2 separate regions of the Homo sapiens genome follow, and region 2 is linked to region 1. The links are chromatin loops, found by intact Hi-C in ENCODE. Cell type or tissue: endothelial cell of umbilical vein. All regions are shown on one strand. Each heading gives the region's core, and the rest is flanking DNA. Links, peaks and the distances in the headings are about the cores only.

Region 1 (5,387 bases), core at 282-5,281:
GTTCAGAATTTCTGTCAATAGCTGAAATGTAGTTACCGTTATTATTGTTTGCCAATAATCATGTCATGCTTACACTTTAAAGACAGAAACCTTTGTGCGCTAAGTAAATATCTGAGTCTCTTGGTTCAGAATTTCTGTCAATAGCTGAAATGTAGTTACCGTTATTATTGTTTGCCATACCCTCTGGCCTCTAAAGAAGAAAAATTATTATTAAACAATGGCTTACTCAGTCCTATACCTAAGATATAAGGGCCCAATTAATCAGCCATCTCACACTTGTTTTAAAGTTCCAGTTAACATATATGAATGGTAACTCTATCCACTACTATATTTTCTGTACTCTATTTCTTAAAAGGCATAGGAATTAGAACTTTTAAAAAAGTCTGGAAGGTAATGCTTTAGGAGCATCAAAGAGATAGAGCTGATGAAAATGCCACCTCTTTTTTTGTTATTATACTTTAAGTTTTAGGGTACATGTGCACAATGTGCAGGTTTGATACATAGGTATACATGTGCCATGTTGGTTTGCTGCACCCATCAACTCATCATTTACATTAGGTATTTCTCCTACTGCTATCTCTCCCCCAACCCCCAACCCCCAACCCCATGACAGGCCCCAGTGTGTGATGCTCCCTGCCCTGTGTCCAGGTGTTCTCATTGTTCAATTCCCACCTATGAGTGAGAACATGTGGTGTTTGGTTTTCTGTCCTTGTGACAGTTTGCTGAGAATGATGGTTTGCAGCTTCATCCATGTCCCTGCAAAGGACAGGAACTCATCCTTTTTTATGGCTGCATATTATTCCATGGTGTATATGTGCCAAATTTTCTTAATCCAGTCTGTCACTGATGGGCATTTGGGTTGGTTCCAAGTCTTTGCTATTGTGAATAGTGCCACAATAAACATATGTGTGCATGTGTCTTTATAGTAGAATGATTTATAATCCTTTGGGTATATACTCAGTAATGGGATTGCTGGGTCAAATGGTATTTCTAGTTCTAGATCCTTGAGGAATTGCCACACTGTCTTCCACAATGGTTGAACTAATTCACACTCCCACCAACAGTGTAAAATGGTTCCTATTTCTCCACATCCTCTCCAGCATCTGTTGTTTCCTGACTTTTTAATGATCACCATTCTAACTGGCGGAAAATGCTACCTCTTTTCTACACTCAAAACCCGTTAGCTTTTACAATAAAATTTAAAACTTATTCCATATGATTATTGAGAAAACCTGCTTAGAATCCCTTGAGTTCAAGAGAAATGCCACTAAGATATCTATTATATCTGTGCAAAAAGGTCAACGGAATGTATTTGTCACAAGAAGCGCCTAACAGTAATACTTACACAGCCTCCAGCAAGAACTTCTGCTGGAAGTGGAACAGAGCCATCTCTTCTGGTAAATTTGTCCCGAACAAAATCATTAACCTAATTAGAAAGACAACATCAGTTAACCAAAATTCCCAACCATTTCTCTTCTGGCATACTGTTGCTTTTCCAAGTCAGCAAAATATTTGTCTTATGATAAAATTTAAAATTATCAAATGCTTACATGTAAAATTAAAGTTGTACAAATTCTGCGACAGTGTGCCAGTGTCAGCAGCATCAATTTTAGTTTTGTTTTTGAGACAGGGTCTCACTCTGTTGCTCAGGCTGGAGTGCAGTGGCATGATCATAGCTCACTACAGCCTCAAATTCCTGGACTCAAGCAATCCTCCCACATCAGCCTCCTGGCATAAATCACCACACTTGGCTAATTTTTAATTTTGTTGTTGTTGTTGTTGTTTTGGTAGAGCTGAGTTCTTACTATGCTTATGCTGGTTTAGAACTGGTCTCAAGTGATCCTCCCACCACCCAAAATGCTGAGATTATAGGCATGAGCTACCACGCCTAGCCTTGATTTTAGCTTTTTGGCTTAATGGTAATCTAAACAAATGACATAAATTCAGTTAGAGATAAACTTACAGTCAGTTTAATGGCCTTTTCTGGAGCAACCCCTATAAGTTGTGGTATCAGACCTAGGTAAAGGGACAGAATCATCAGCAATATAGCTGTACCAGACATGAATACACAAGCCCAGCAACAAAGAGTTTCCCCCATATTATTTACCCATCAAACATTGCAGAGTTTTCATTAAAATGGGAAAAAGATTATCCTTAAAACTCTGTATACATATGTAATAATTATTTACAAATGCAGTATAATGTCACGTTTTCTTGAGGCTATAAATCCTCTTCTTAAGCATGCTTACTTTAAAGCCTAGTTATCCAACACTTCCCAAAAAGTCCATGAAGAAGAAACGGAGCCATGCGTCTTCTCTATTCTGGGAACACTGCCAATAACAATGTAACCAAATTCCCTCCCTTATTACAACCAACAACATATAAACATACACAGATACTGTACACTTGGAAAAGCTCTGAAAAGCATGCTGTTAAGCATACCCAGATTTTGCTACCTACATAATGGCATACAGTGGCTTCGTTATTATAGAATACTAACTCCCATAATCTTCTCTTCAGAGAAACACAGCATTCAATATTCATTTATTTAAAAGGAAGCCAAAACTGCAAAGAAAAATGCAGTTTTAAGTATTGTTTAACGAGTATCTCCTATAAGCAAAAACATATGCCTGTTGTATTCTTATTGACTAATATATGTCAAGCTTAAGACATTTTAAAAGAATCCCCTCAAAACAAAGGAAATCATAATCCTTAGAAAGTTAAATTCCCCAGGCTGGTTGTAAACTGGAAAAGAAAAAAATAAACAATTCAACATCTGTTGGGCTCAGCTTTCTAAAGCACACAGCTTATCCAAATTGTTAGCATACTTTTTTGCATACATTTTTTAAAGATGCTAACAATAAACATTTTATATCCTTTAAATCATCCAGCCAAAGGGGAGTTATATATGTGTTTGCCTGCTTGCTGACTGCTGATCTTAAGCCTGCTTTGAGGATACTGCTGAGTTCCATAAGTTGAGAGCCACAAGTAATCATACATATAGGCTACTGTCAGTCAGGCTGAATTATCAATGATACACACAAAGCCTCACACACCTTTCATGCGTAGCAGACTGATTTAAAAGAACAAATCAGCAGATGGCAGTATTAACTTTCTAACCCTCGTGATTATCAGGCTCTATTACTTTTAATCTAACTCCCATACAACCATGTCAGCATGCATATTTGTTTTACAACTCGCCTCAATAAGGCTCATGGAATTTAATAAAGTACTGATTTGTGTCATTTTATCATTGTTGCCTGCGAAGAAATTTAGCTAATCTGTCAACAATTTTGTCAATCATCTGACAGAATAATGGACCAGTTGCAAGCAATATATGACAATCTCAATAATCATAGTGCTCACATACAGGACTCCTACAATCTTCTCCCTAATACAAAAGTCTCTCATTTAAAGAACTGCTTTTATGAGCTTACATCCTGAATAAAACCAACAATCCCCTCCCCTACTTGCTATATTGCATCCATTTAATAAACATGACATCTCTCTCAAATGAAATCTTCTGTAAGCATCTATCCATTGAGAAGGCTAAACTATGCAGTAAATATCTAGGTTCCTTTTAATAGGGGACATTTTCTTTGCAATTTAAAAGTATACCAAAGAGGAGAAAGGTCATTATTCAACAAAGAAATATTGGAGATATCAAGGAAAAAAACAACCTTAATGCCACTCAACCTTGATTCCCCATTAAATAAAATCTGGATATGCAGGGTTTAATCAGTTAAAACAAGCATTCACATGGAAAGGTCTGCATTCTGGATATTGTACGCCTTTCCACAGGGTACATGCTGTACAGGTGGAATTCAAAGAGACTACAGTTCTGAATATTTGAGGAAAACTCATCACATTCATTCTCAAGAGCAGGGTACTTGAGCCTAGTTTGATTTCGGAATAACTCTCTCCTATTATTCTATATATAATGCTAAAAATGAACATCCTTGTGACCCTCTACTTCAATTATGAGTTTATCGGAGTTATATTTTTTGCTTGAATACCTGTATATAATGCTAACCAGCGGTGTTTTTTTCCTCCTGTCCATGAGCATAAAGCTCTGTTCGGGCCCAGTCTTTCTTAGGAAGATTTCTAAGCCAAATAGTTCAACAGAGCTCAGAATAGGCTAGGGATTAATGAGCTTGTATGTGCAAACAAACAAGTACAGTAAATTACATAAATGGCATGGACTTGAGCATGTAGAGAGTATTTTCATAGAATCCCAAGTGGCGCCCAAAGAGATTAAAAAATTAATCTCCCTCCCAAAGGAAACCCTATATTCTAATGTGAAAACACATACATGAAAGTCATTCTCTCTCCAAAGAGACAAGTTCCTACAAAGACAACGGGGGGTGGGGAAAATTCTGCATGGGGCGCAGTGCTGCCTCTGATGCCAACTGCACTGTGCTCAGTCTAGAGTGGCTGCTAACATTCCCTGCGAAAGAAAATCTCTCTGTTTTGACTGTACACCTCTGAGCTAAGTGGGGGAAAGAAGCAAGAATTAGACTTGGAACCAAAGGGTTTTCCTTTTTTTTTTTTTTTTTAAACCTTCAGATGGCTCATTGGAAAAAATTTATAAATGGTCCCTGAAAGAGACAAAAACATTTGATATTTATTTCAGTTGAAATAAATATATGGAGGGTAAACTCATCTTTGAGTGGTAACCTGGATTCTTTTTCACAGGAAAGAGATGTATTTCTCCTCTTTAATTCTTTGAGAAAAGCAGCTCTATATTTCTTAACTATCATCCTTGTATTCCACCTGCAGATATGTGCCTTGGTTTGTAGGAGCATGGTGACATAGACCCATGTTGGGACAAACACATAATTTGGACACCAAGAAATATAAACCACAAGAAGAAGAAATGAAGACCTTATTTGCAGATTAATATTGCTAATCACCAGAAAGAATGCAAAAAGGGAAATGAGCAAAGAGAAAATAAAAAGAGAGAAACAGACCTAGTCTGGCTAGGCATACTACATATTGGCTTCCATAATTAGTGAGTTAAAATCTGCTGCTGGTGAGATCAAATCACTAACTTCAGCAGCTGGGATTTGCTTACTCACCCCTGTAGAGTCCAAAGAAGCCCTCATAACGCAAGACTTTCTTAAAACAGTCAAAGCTGTTTTTGTACATTAGCTCCCCAACAACAGAGCCAGAGCCACGCTGGTTTTGCATTCGGGTCTTCACCAGATCTATAGGATACACTGCAGTGGCTCCCACAGCTACAAACAGAACAATTTTTAGGCTTAAAAAAGAACACAATTAAATGGAGAGTCCATAAGGATGACAAATCTTATCTTAAAGGATGAGAAAATAAAACACAACATGTATTCTCACAAAAGAGAGTTTATTATTTTTCTTTCCCTCACAAA
Region 2 (5,387 bases), core at 265-5,264, 320 kb after region 1:
TTCTCCTGCCTTAGCCTCCTGAGTAGCTGGGATTACAGGCGCCTGCCACCATGGTCAGCTAATTTTTGTATTTTTAGTAGAGACGGGGTTTCACCATGTTGGCCAGGCTGGTCTCAAACTCCTGACCTCAGGTGATCTGCCTGACTTGGCCTCCCAAAGTGCTGGGATTACAGGCATGAGCCACCGCACCCGGCCTCTATATTTAGATATATTTGGATACGCAAATACATACCATTGTGTTCTCATTGCCTATAGTATTCAGTACAGTAACATGCTATACAGGTTTGTAGCCCAGAAGCAATAGGCCCTATTATATAGCCTAGGTGTGTAGCAGACTATACCACCTAGGTTTGTGTAAGTACACTCTATCATGTTTGCACAATGATGAAATCGCCTAATGATGCCTTTCTCAGAATGTATTCTCTTCATTAAGCAACATATGACTGTACTTAATAAATGTAACTCTTATGTGGTCTTTTTTTGGGCCAGGGGAACTGTAAAAACTTACTGAGACAATGAAGGAAGGCATTGTGAACCAAGAAATTTGGGGAACCTCTGGCCTAATCACTGCTTATCTGTATTCCATATATTCGATATGTTGTATTTTAATTATCGTTCACTTTGAAATGTTTAAAATTTTCCTTGTGATTTATTCTTTGACCTATTGTTATTTAGAAGTATGTTATTGGCCAGGTACGGTGGCTCACACCTGTAATCCCAGCACTTTGGGAGGCCGAGGCAGGTGGATCACCTGAGGTCGGGAGTTCGAGACCAGCCTGGACAACATAATGAAACTCTGTCTCTACTAAAAATATAAAAATTAGCTGCGCGTGGTAGCAGGTGCCTGTAATCCCAGCTACTTGGGAAGCTGAGGCAGGAGAATTGCTTGAACCCAGGAGGCGAAGGTTGCAGTGAGCTGAGATGGCACCATTGCATTCCAGCCTGGGCAATAAGAGTGAAACTCCATCTCAAAAAAAAAAAAAAGAAAAGAAAAGAAAATTTCTATGTCTTTGCTATTTTTTTGGATTGTTCTATCAATTACTGAGAAAAAGATATTAAAATCTTCAATGATGTTTATAGATTTGTTAGTTTTTTCATTTAATTCTATCGGTTTTTCTTTATGTATCTTGGAGTTCTGTTTTTAAGTACATACACGTCTTCCTGATGAATTAAATCTTTAATCACTGTGTAATGTCCCACTGTATCTCTGGCATACTCTGTCTTGAAGACTATATGATCATAAGATAGCCAGTCCAGCTTTTTCATGCTTATTGTTTGCAGGGTATATCTTTTTACATCTTTTTCTTTTGATCTATCTGTCTTTATATTGAAAGGTCAAATTAGTGAGGGTCTAATCAACAGACAAAAATGATACAGCAATTTGAAGTGGGAATGCTTAATATAAAGAATTATTAAATAAAACGCGATTGAAATAATGAGAGATTGGCTAGTAGTAAAGAAAACTCTAAAGAATATAGAAATAGCAGATATAAGGAGCAGCCACTGTCCTTAAGGCTGAGATAGGTTGCCCAGAGAAGAATGCCCTTCCTCTCTACTACTACCTCGCATGCCCTTCTTGCCAAGCTGAGAGCTAGACCTTGTTGAAGAGGGTGGCTCATTGAATGGCAGAGAAGCCAATGTGATGCCACATTAACAGAACTTAATGTGGCCAGGCATGGTAGCTCATGCCTGTAATCCCAACACTTTGGGAAGCCAAGGTGGGTGGATCACCTGAGCAGGAGTTCGAGACCAGCCTGGCCAACATGGTGAAAACCCATCTCTACTAAACATAGAAAAGTCAGCTGGGCATGATGGTGGGCACCTGTAATCCAGCTACTTGGGAGGTTAAGGCAGCAGAATCGTTTGAACCTGGGAGGCAGATGTTGCAGTGAGCCAAGATCACGCCACTGCACTCCATCCCGGGCGACAGAGCGAGACTCTGTTTCTAAAGAATAAATAAATAAATAAATGAACAATAAGAAAAACCCCAGAACTTGCTGGAAATCCACCCTCCAAAACTTGCCAGATACTTACTTTCTTTTCCTTTTTTTTTTTTTTTTTTCAGACGGACTCTCGCTCTGTCGCCCAGGCTGGAGTGCCGTGGCTCGATCTCGGCTCACTCCAAGCTCTGCCTCCCAGGTTCACGCCATTCTCCTGTCTCAGCTTCCTGAGTAGCTGGGACTACAGGCGCCCGCCACCACGGCCGGCTAATTTTTTGTATTTTTAGTAGAGACGGGGTTTCACCATGTTAGCCAGGATGGTCTAATCCGCCCGCCTCGGCCTCCCAAAGTGCTGGGGATTACAGGTGTGAGCCACCGCGCCCGGCCCATCCAGACACTTATTTTCTAGGGTACCAATGAAAGTCGTTAATGCGGAGTGAGTTTTGCTAGAGGTTTTTTCTGCTATGAAACTGCCTGAGAGGGTATGCAGAAGTTGCTGCCTTCTGTTTACTTCTGACTACTGTGAACTTCAGGAGCTGGGCACTATAGAAGCTGAAAGTGCCTCAGGTTATCTGCTGAGAGAGCACTACAAAACCAGGAAAGAAAATCCTTTCTTCCTGCAGTGTTTCTCTAGTGCCCTCTACTGACAAAACTTGGTATTTTGCTAGATGGCAAAGGGAAAATATCTAAAGAACCTAGCTCCATTTTTACAGGACCTGCAATGAAAGGTGAATTTGGGGCTGAGAGGCAATAAATTGGTAACTGGCACAAGTATGTCTCTTGTAGAAAGCATATAGTTGGGTCTTGTTTTTTTCATTTAGTTTGATAACCTCTGCCAAATTTTGTCCATTTAGATTTAATATAAATATCAATAGATTTGGACTTATGTCTATTTGTTTTCTGTTTGTTTCATTGGTTTGTTTTTGTTCCTCTGTTTTTCCTTTGCTGTTTTCTCTAGAGTCAGTTGGGTATTTTCTTAAAATTACATTTTTAAAATTTATTTACTTATTTTTGGAGACATTGTCTCACTCTATCACTCAGGCTGGAGTACCTTGGTGTGATAATAGCTCACTGCATCTTCAAACTCCTGGGCTCAAGGAATCCTCTTGTCTCAGCCTTCTGAGTAGCTAGGACTATAGGTGCATGCCACCATGCCTGGCTGGTTTTTTTTTTTTTTTTTTTTTTTTTTTTTTTTTTTGTAGAGATGGAGGTCTTGCTATGTTGCCCTAGCTGGTATGAACTCCTGGACCCAAGAAATCCTCTCACCTTGGCTTTTCAGTGTGTTAGAATTGCAGCTGTGAGCCACTGTGCCTGGTCCCATTTTATTTTTCGATATTGGCTTTTCTGTTATTCTTTGCACCTTTTTTTTTTTGGAGACGGACTCTCGCTCTGTCGCCCAGGCTGGAGTGCAGTGGCGCAATCTCGGCTTACTGCAAGCTCTGCCTCCTGGATTCACGCCATTCTTCTGCCTCAGCCTCCCGAGTAGCTGGGACTACAGGCACCCGCCACCACTCCTGGCTAATTTTTTTGTATTTTTAGTAGAGACGGGGTTTCACTGTGTTAGCCAGGATGGTCTCGATCTCCTGACCTTGTGATCCACCTGCCTCGGCCTCCCAAAGTGCTGGGATTACAGGCTTGAGCCACTGTGCCCGGCCCTATTCTTTGCATTTTTATTTTGAATAGTTGCTCTAGGGATTATAATATATGTCCTTAACTTTTTATAGTCTACCTGGAATTATGATACCAGTTCATATTACATATAAAAATTTTGCAACCATACAGTTTTATTTACCCCCAATCCTTTATGCCAGGGGTTGGCAAACTCTTACTGGTGAGTCAAATCTTGGCTGTATCTGCTTTTATTTTATTGCAACATAACTACACACATTCACTTATGTATTGTTTATGGCTACTTTCATGCCATGTGATGGTATAGTTGAATAGTTGTAACAGAGACCACATGGTTTACAGAGCCTAAAATATTTCCTGTCTTACTATTTACAGAAAAAGTTTGTTGACTCCTGCTTTATGCTATAGTTGTCACATGTATTATGTATGAGAATGCTGTAGCTACCACAATACTTCGTTACAATTTTGCCTTAAATAGTCATATGTATTTAAATAAAGAGAAAGAAAAGAAAAGATAATCTTTTATATTTGCCTACATATTTATTATTTCTGGTGGTCTTTTTTTTTTTTTTTTTTTTGAGATGGACTCTCATTCTGTCATCCAGGTTGAATGAAGTGTGGTGGTGTGATCATAGCTCACTGCAGCCTTGAACTCCTGGGCACAAGTGATCCTCCAAACTCAGCCTCCCAAGTGGTGGGTACCACAGGCATGCACCACCATGTCCAGCTAATTAAAAAAATTTTTTGTAGGATATGTTGTTGCTTTGTTGCCCAGTCTGGTCTTGAACTCCTAGGCTCAAGCGATCCTCCTGCCCTGGCTTCCCAAAGTGCTGGGATTACAGGTGTTAGCAACCATACCTGGCCATCTGGTAGTCTTTATTTCTCCCTGAAGAGCTGAGTTTCCATCTGGTTTCATTTTCTTCCAGCCTAAGCTTTTTCCTTTAGCATTTATTGTAGCATAGGTCTGCTGTGATGCATTCTTTTAGTTGTCATTTATCTGAAAATGGCTTTATTTTGCTTTCATTCTTAAAATATATTTTTACTCAATATAGAATTTTGGGTTGACAGTTTTTTTTAAAAAAAGATTTAAATATTACACCACTGTCTCTGGCTTCCATTGTTTTAGATGAGAAGTTGTCTATTAAAACTATCATTGTTCTCCTGTAGTAATGAGTCATTTTTCCTTGGTTGCTTTAAAGATTCTTCTCTTTATCTTTGGTTTTCAGCAGTGATATACCTAGATGTGGTTTTTATTTCTCCTGCTTGAATTTGCTGAGCTTCTTGAAACTGTAAATTTATGTTGTTCACTAGATTAGGGAAGTTTTTGGCCATCATTCCTGGACAGTTTTTTTTTTAGCTCTCTTTTCTCTTTTTGGTCATTCTGGGGTTCCAATTATATGTAGGGTAGATTGCTTGATATTGTCCTATAGGTCTCTGAGCCTTTTGTTTTCAATCTTTTTGTCTCCCTGTTTTTCAAACTAGGTAATTTCTAGTTTACTGACTCTTTCTTCTGCCATCTCAGTCTGCCCATTCAGTGGGGTTTTTATTTCGTATGTGTACTTTTTATTTATATTTTCTTTTCTTTTTTCTTTTTTTTGAGATGGAGTTTCACTCTTGTTGCTCAGGCTGGAGTGCAATGGCATGATCTCAGCTCACCACAGCCTCTGCCTCCTGAGTTCAAGCAGTTCTCCTGCCTCAGCCTCCTGAGTAGCTGGGATTATAGGCATGCACCACCATGCCCTGCTAATATTTGTATTTTTAGTAGAGATGGAGTTTCTCCATGTTGGTCAGGCTGATCTTGAACCCCTGACCTCAGGT

Evidence for each region. A loop is a pair of places that touch in the nucleus more often than their neighbours do. Peaks named below come from ENCODE experiments on the same cell type or tissue, not always from the same donor. Only the 100,000 strongest peaks of a DNase experiment are listed, where the experiment ranks them.
Region 2: a loop joins it to region 1, with 13 times the contacts of the local background. A loop is called at or near these places in 13 of 110 quality-filtered maps.

Annotation. Positions count from the first base shown.
Region 1 is chr2:171,808,261-171,813,647 of GRCh38, forward strand. SLC25A12 (solute carrier family 25 member 12) reads right to left here. Exons shown (of 18, transcript NM_003705.5): 11 at 5,079-5,237; 12 at 1,964-2,016; 13 at 1,346-1,426. Among named protein-coding and RNA genes, the nearest start is that of SLC25A12, 83 kb to the right of the region's middle. In endothelial cell of umbilical vein, for the core only: no CTCF peak of the experiment used is centred there; a DNase peak (open chromatin) is centred at 3,091.
Region 2 is chr2:172,124,863-172,130,249 of GRCh38, forward strand. No RefSeq gene overlaps it. Among named protein-coding and RNA genes, the nearest start is that of DLX2-DT, 25 kb to the left of the region's middle. RefSeq lists a silencer at 1,935-2,111. In endothelial cell of umbilical vein, for the core only: a CTCF peak has its summit at 2,581 (motif pointing left); a DNase peak (open chromatin) is centred at 2,589.